Linked DNA regions of Homo sapiens: region 2 is linked to region 1. A link is an interaction called in ENCODE POLR2A ChIA-PET data of the cell type or tissue named here. Cell type or tissue: GM12878. All regions are shown on one strand.

Evidence for each region. ChIA-PET counts read pairs that join two places held together with the same protein. Peaks named below come from ENCODE experiments on the same cell type or tissue, not always from the same donor. Only the 100,000 strongest peaks of a DNase experiment are listed, where the experiment ranks them.
Region 2: POLR2A ChIA-PET joins it to region 1 with 6 read pairs; 1 of 35 experiments calls an interaction of 5 or more read pairs at or near these places.

What each region holds. Positions count from the first base shown.
Region 1 is chr17:27,216,676-27,219,175 of GRCh38, reverse strand. No RefSeq gene overlaps it. Among named protein-coding and RNA genes, the nearest start is that of MIR4522, 76 kb to the left of the region's middle. RefSeq lists enhancers at 8-57, 1,146-1,495. In GM12878, no CTCF peak of the experiment used is centred here; DNase peaks (open chromatin) are centred at 1,365 and 2,134; H3K27ac peaks cover 2,500 bases.
Region 2 is chr17:27,461,570-27,464,069 of GRCh38, reverse strand. All of the region lies in intron 1 of KSR1 (kinase suppressor of ras 1), which reads right to left. Among named protein-coding and RNA genes, the nearest start is that of KSR1, 6.4 kb to the right of the region's middle. RefSeq lists a silencer at 333-627 and an enhancer at 1,832-2,500. In GM12878, no CTCF peak of the experiment used is centred here; no DNase peak of the experiment used is centred here; H3K4me3 peaks cover 2,296 bases; H3K27ac peaks cover 2,136 bases.

The DNA.
Region 1 (2,500 bases):
GATGCAAAGAGACACAGAAATGTGTATGAATAGGCTTGTTTCATTTGGTCCTTCCATTTTATCAGTATGTAGCCTGTGTTTCATTATACCTGTGGTGGATATGCTAAAAAGCATTCTACAATGACACTCTCATGTGCATAATTCTGAGAGAGAGCTTCCATTAGAGTGTGCTCAAGAACCTGCAGGAAAGCGTTTCAGAAAAGTGCCAGTGTCACTTTAAGGAGCCACTCTGAGGGGAGATAAACCCAAGGATCATGGGCTGTTGCCAAATCTGTGGTGTCTTCTAACCTTGTGTGTCTTTTTGAGCTTGGTCATGTTTTGCAGAGAGCCATGGAGACCTGTAGTGTAGGTGTCTTATAGACATTTTCAAGTTTTTATGAGGCTTAATAAAAACTTGAAAATGCCTGCAACTATTTTATAGTTGTTTTAATTTATAAAAGCTTCCCAGCTGATGTTACATGCAGCCTGGACACTGCTCTAGTGTCCCTGACAAGTGAATATCTTTGATAAAAGTGTAAAGGAATTAGTAGAGTACCTTTGATAAAGTGCAAAGGACTCTTTGCTTCTTTCTGTTTCACACACATACATAGACACACACACACACACATATTTGATATGTATACATATAGAAGAAACAGAAAGAAACAAAGAGAGCTCAGTGAGGACATTGGGAGCAGGCTTTTGGATGGGATGGTGTGCTTCATCCAATGGAGCCCCCAGTTGGGCCCTGCTTCTACTTCCAGCTCCAAGCACTCCACACAGGGAGGCCTGAAGCAGCCACTGGCTCCCCTCCACCTCCTAGACCAAAGCAGCCTCCATCTGGCCTCAAAACATGGAGCTGTTGCTGCCCCCAGCCACAGCTGGCCCAGTTGCACTCATGCCACCCATTTGGCCTTCACATGATTGAGGCAGAAGATAAACACAGATGGGGCAGGTGAGCAGCAGGAAGTGTGCTGAATTTCCATCGAGGCAGGAAGTGCCCGTGCTGCACTATTTGAAGACAGTTTATCTAAAAACAATAAAAAAAATTCTTCTCCACTGGATCTGGATCCCCCTCTGGTGGAGATGGTTCTCCCCAACTGGGAGCCTGGGCGTTTTCATGAGTGGGCCACTTTCTTCAGGTGCAGGAGGCTGCAGGCTCCTCAAAGGGCGCATCTCCAAGGTGGGTCAGAAAATGCCACCTTCTAAAATAAAAATGAAAATGAATCACGTGCTTAAACTATGCTAAATGATGACTTGTAATCATGCTTCTGGGGTTTCTCTAGTATCAGCAAGGGGACTAAAATGTGACATAAATTGCAATTCAGGGATTGTGGTAGGCCTGAGTTAATGCACACCTGTTGTGGTGGACATTTGTCAATGTTTGTGGCAGCCTAGCATCTATGCCTTCCCTCTATCTGGGGGAAATTCCCACTGCGTCAGTCACAGCAAGCTACGCCTCCCTCTAGGGAAGTAGGAAGGTCTAGAGACTAACCTCTTCCCCAACACGCTTTTAGTTAGCACAAAGGCAAATGAAGGGCTGGCCAATCAGATGCTGTCACCCTAGACTTTATATTTGGAATAAATGTGTGGTGTGAGGCAAAGATGAATGGAAAGTTAGAATCCATGTGCACTGGAAGGATTTGGCCAAGGCATCCTGGTAGGATTGTTCCTGCTCAAAGATGATTATCTTGTATTCTGCTTCTTGGGCCTCTGTATCTTTTTTTTTTTTTTTTTTTTTTGCCCATATAGTTACCTTTCTGTGTGTACATGTGTGCATGTGCGTGAAGGCAAATTTAAAATATACAGTACATTTTTATTAGTCATAGTCACTATACTGTACACCCTGTCCCTATCTTCATTTTTATAATCTGTTTGTTGCTTCTTATAAATTCAAAGTGGCCTTGTAATCTCTTTTCTGTTTACAATAATCAGAGTTGTTTTCTGCTGCTTGCAACCAATAATTGACTATATACACATGTTTGGAAGGCATAGTATAATGCTGATTTTCAGGTGCTATAGGGATACCAAGATGAATACAGTCTGGAATGCACTATACACAGTGCATGAGAATACAGGCTCCATAGTGAGACAGGCTTGAGTTCAAGTCTTGTCTCTGCCACTCACTAGCTGGGTGACCTTTCACCTGTTCCTTTATCATGACTGAGTTTCATTTCCTCATCTGTAAAAGAGAACTACTAAATTTAAAAATTAACTGTGAGGGGCTGGGTGCGGTGACTCATGCCTGTAATCCCAGCACTTTGGGAAGCTGAGGTGGGCAGATTGCTGGAGTCCAGGAATTTGAGACCAGCCAGGGCAACATGGCAAAACCCCATCTCTACAAAAAATTAGCCAGATGTGGTGGTGTGCACCTGTAGTCCTAGCTACCTGGAAGTCCGAGGTGGGAGGATCACCTGAGCCTGGGAGTTCCAGGAGGCAGTGAGCTGAGATCACACCACTGCACTCCAGCCTGGGTGACAGAGTGAGACCCTGTCTCAAAAAACAAAAAAAATTAGCTGGG
Region 2 (2,500 bases), 240 kb before region 1:
CAAGGGTGTGGGCCTCCAGGTCTGACTCCCAACTCAGTGCTCCTTTAATAACCACCCTTTGTTAATTCTGCTTAACAGGGGTTCCTGGCAAGTCAGTTCTCCCTCAGGCCTTCAGTTTCCTCACCTGCAAGATGAGAGGGCTGGACCACATGGAAATTCCAAGACCCTTTGTAGCCCTAGGAACCCACAACTCTACTAAATCATCCCCAAAGCCAGGCACCCCAAATAGCACTGTGATCAGTATTTGTAGTTAGGGATGCAACCAAGAATGCAGTTAAAGTGACTTTCATGAGCCTCAAGTGATCAAGACCTCACCATATGATTATGTACTACCAAAGCTGATCAGTCTCTGGACAGGGAGACCTGAAATCCAGCCCCTCCCTCCGCTATCTTGGAGCAAGGAAAAGGCCTTCTTCTAATTGGTCAGCCCAGGGGGCCCCCCTTTGCTGCAGGTAACCACAAAAACTAGAAGCCACAATGCCTGACACATAGCCCAGAACCTCAGACACAAGCAACCACAAAACTAGAAGCCATAGTTCCTGACACTTATCCCAGAATCTCAGCCAGAGGACCATGTCCAGCCTCTTTTTTTTTTTTTTTTTCTCTGTCATCCAGGCTGGAGTGCAATGATGCAATCTCAGGTCACTGCAACCTCCACCTCAGCCTCCTGAGTAGCTAGAACTACAGGAGCGTGCCACCATGCATGGCTAATTTTCTATTTCTTGTAGAGACGGGGTTTACCATGTTGCCCAGGCTGGTTTCGAACTCCTAGACTCAAGCTATCCACCAGCCTCAGCCTCTCAAGGTGCTGGGATTACAGGCATGAGCCACCGCACCCAGGCCCAGCCTCCTTTTAAACTCTTGGCCGTCAGTGTGATTACAGATGCAGTGGCAAATGGATAAATGTATGAAGGCTGCCATTCCTGCTTAGGAGAGGGGGAGTTATGATGCCATAAAGATATTAAAGACGAGGACAGATATTAAATGTATTCATATACTTTGACCCAGCAAATCTCACTTGTAGGAAGATACTCGTTGCAGCACCATTTATAAAAGCAAGACTTGGAAACAGCCTGAATGGCCCACACAGGGAAACCGGTTAGATGAATTTGTGGTATGACCACACAATGCAGCCACTAATAGTGCTGATGCATATGTATATGTGCTGATACAGACAGAAGACATTTACAAGGCAATGCACATGGTATGTGCCACAAATATACACATGTACATTTATATGCAAATGCAGGAAGAATATACAACAAAATGTGCACTGGAATTAACTCTGAGAGGTGGCATTATGGGTGATTTTCACTGTTGTACATCTAGTACTTTCTTTTTTATAGTGAACATATATCATTATGTATTTTGTAAATATTTTAATTAAAAGTAGAAAGTTAAAGAATACACTGTTTATCAGAGGAACTGTTCAGAAAGAATAAGACAGGTAGCCATTTAAAAAATTATGAGTAAACTGATCTCTAGGCAGCTTCTCCTTTCTCAGAATGAGACAAGCGTAGAGCGGGCTGCATCATGGTGCTGAGAGTCCTGTCTTTGAGGATGTGCTAGCCTGGACATTAGGGAAGCAGACCCATGCCCGAACCCTGAGGCTGCACAGCCTGGGTGGCCACCAGGAAGCCCAAACATCTAGAGTTGAGCCACGGAATGCCCTCGGCCCAGCCCTTTTTATTATTGGCCATTTCCTTGGTCTCAGCAACCATGGCCCTGCACAGAATCTCCCCGCCACAGCAACAGCTGTGGAGTTCTGAACATAAGTTCTCAAGACCAGTCAACCTGGGTTCAACCACCTGCTAAGACAGTCTCTCCATCCCTCTGAGCTGCAATTCCCTCATCTGCAACATCAGGATAAGGCCTCATAGCATCATTGTGAATGTTAAGGTGCAACATATGCCGAGAGCCTAGTGGAGTGCTCAACATAGAACAGGTGATCAAGCACGTTCTTCATCTGTGTCTGCCCTCTCTACTCCAAGATCATTCCCCTAACCCCAAAGGCACCTATGCAGCTTTCCCTTTGAATTAAACATAAAAAAGAGATCTCAACCAGCCTCTTCTGAAAGGATGGCCTTTTAAAAAGGCATAGCTTAGAGAGACTTGGCCACAGGCTTTGCTGCTTCTCCCCGGCATTGCAGACACTGCCACCGTGGGCCAGCGTCTCCGCATGGTCCATCTCCAGACACACCCAGCGGGCAGGAGTAGAATACCTGCGGCGCACTTTCCTGGATTTTGAGGCAGCCCAGACCACTCCAAGAAGAGGAAACAACCCTGACGTGGAAGAAGGCATTCCCATAGCTGCAGGCAGCAAACCACACCTCCAGATCTGATAAGACCTCTCTCCAGCACCACCCAGCCCTCCCCAGGCTCACAGCCACTGCGGGTCTCCCTCCAGGCTGCCTCTAAGAAACATTTGGGAGGTAGGTTTCACCAGGGAAAAAGTTACCCGGGTGAAAGTGGACACAAAAAAGGGCCAGAGCCCCAGCTC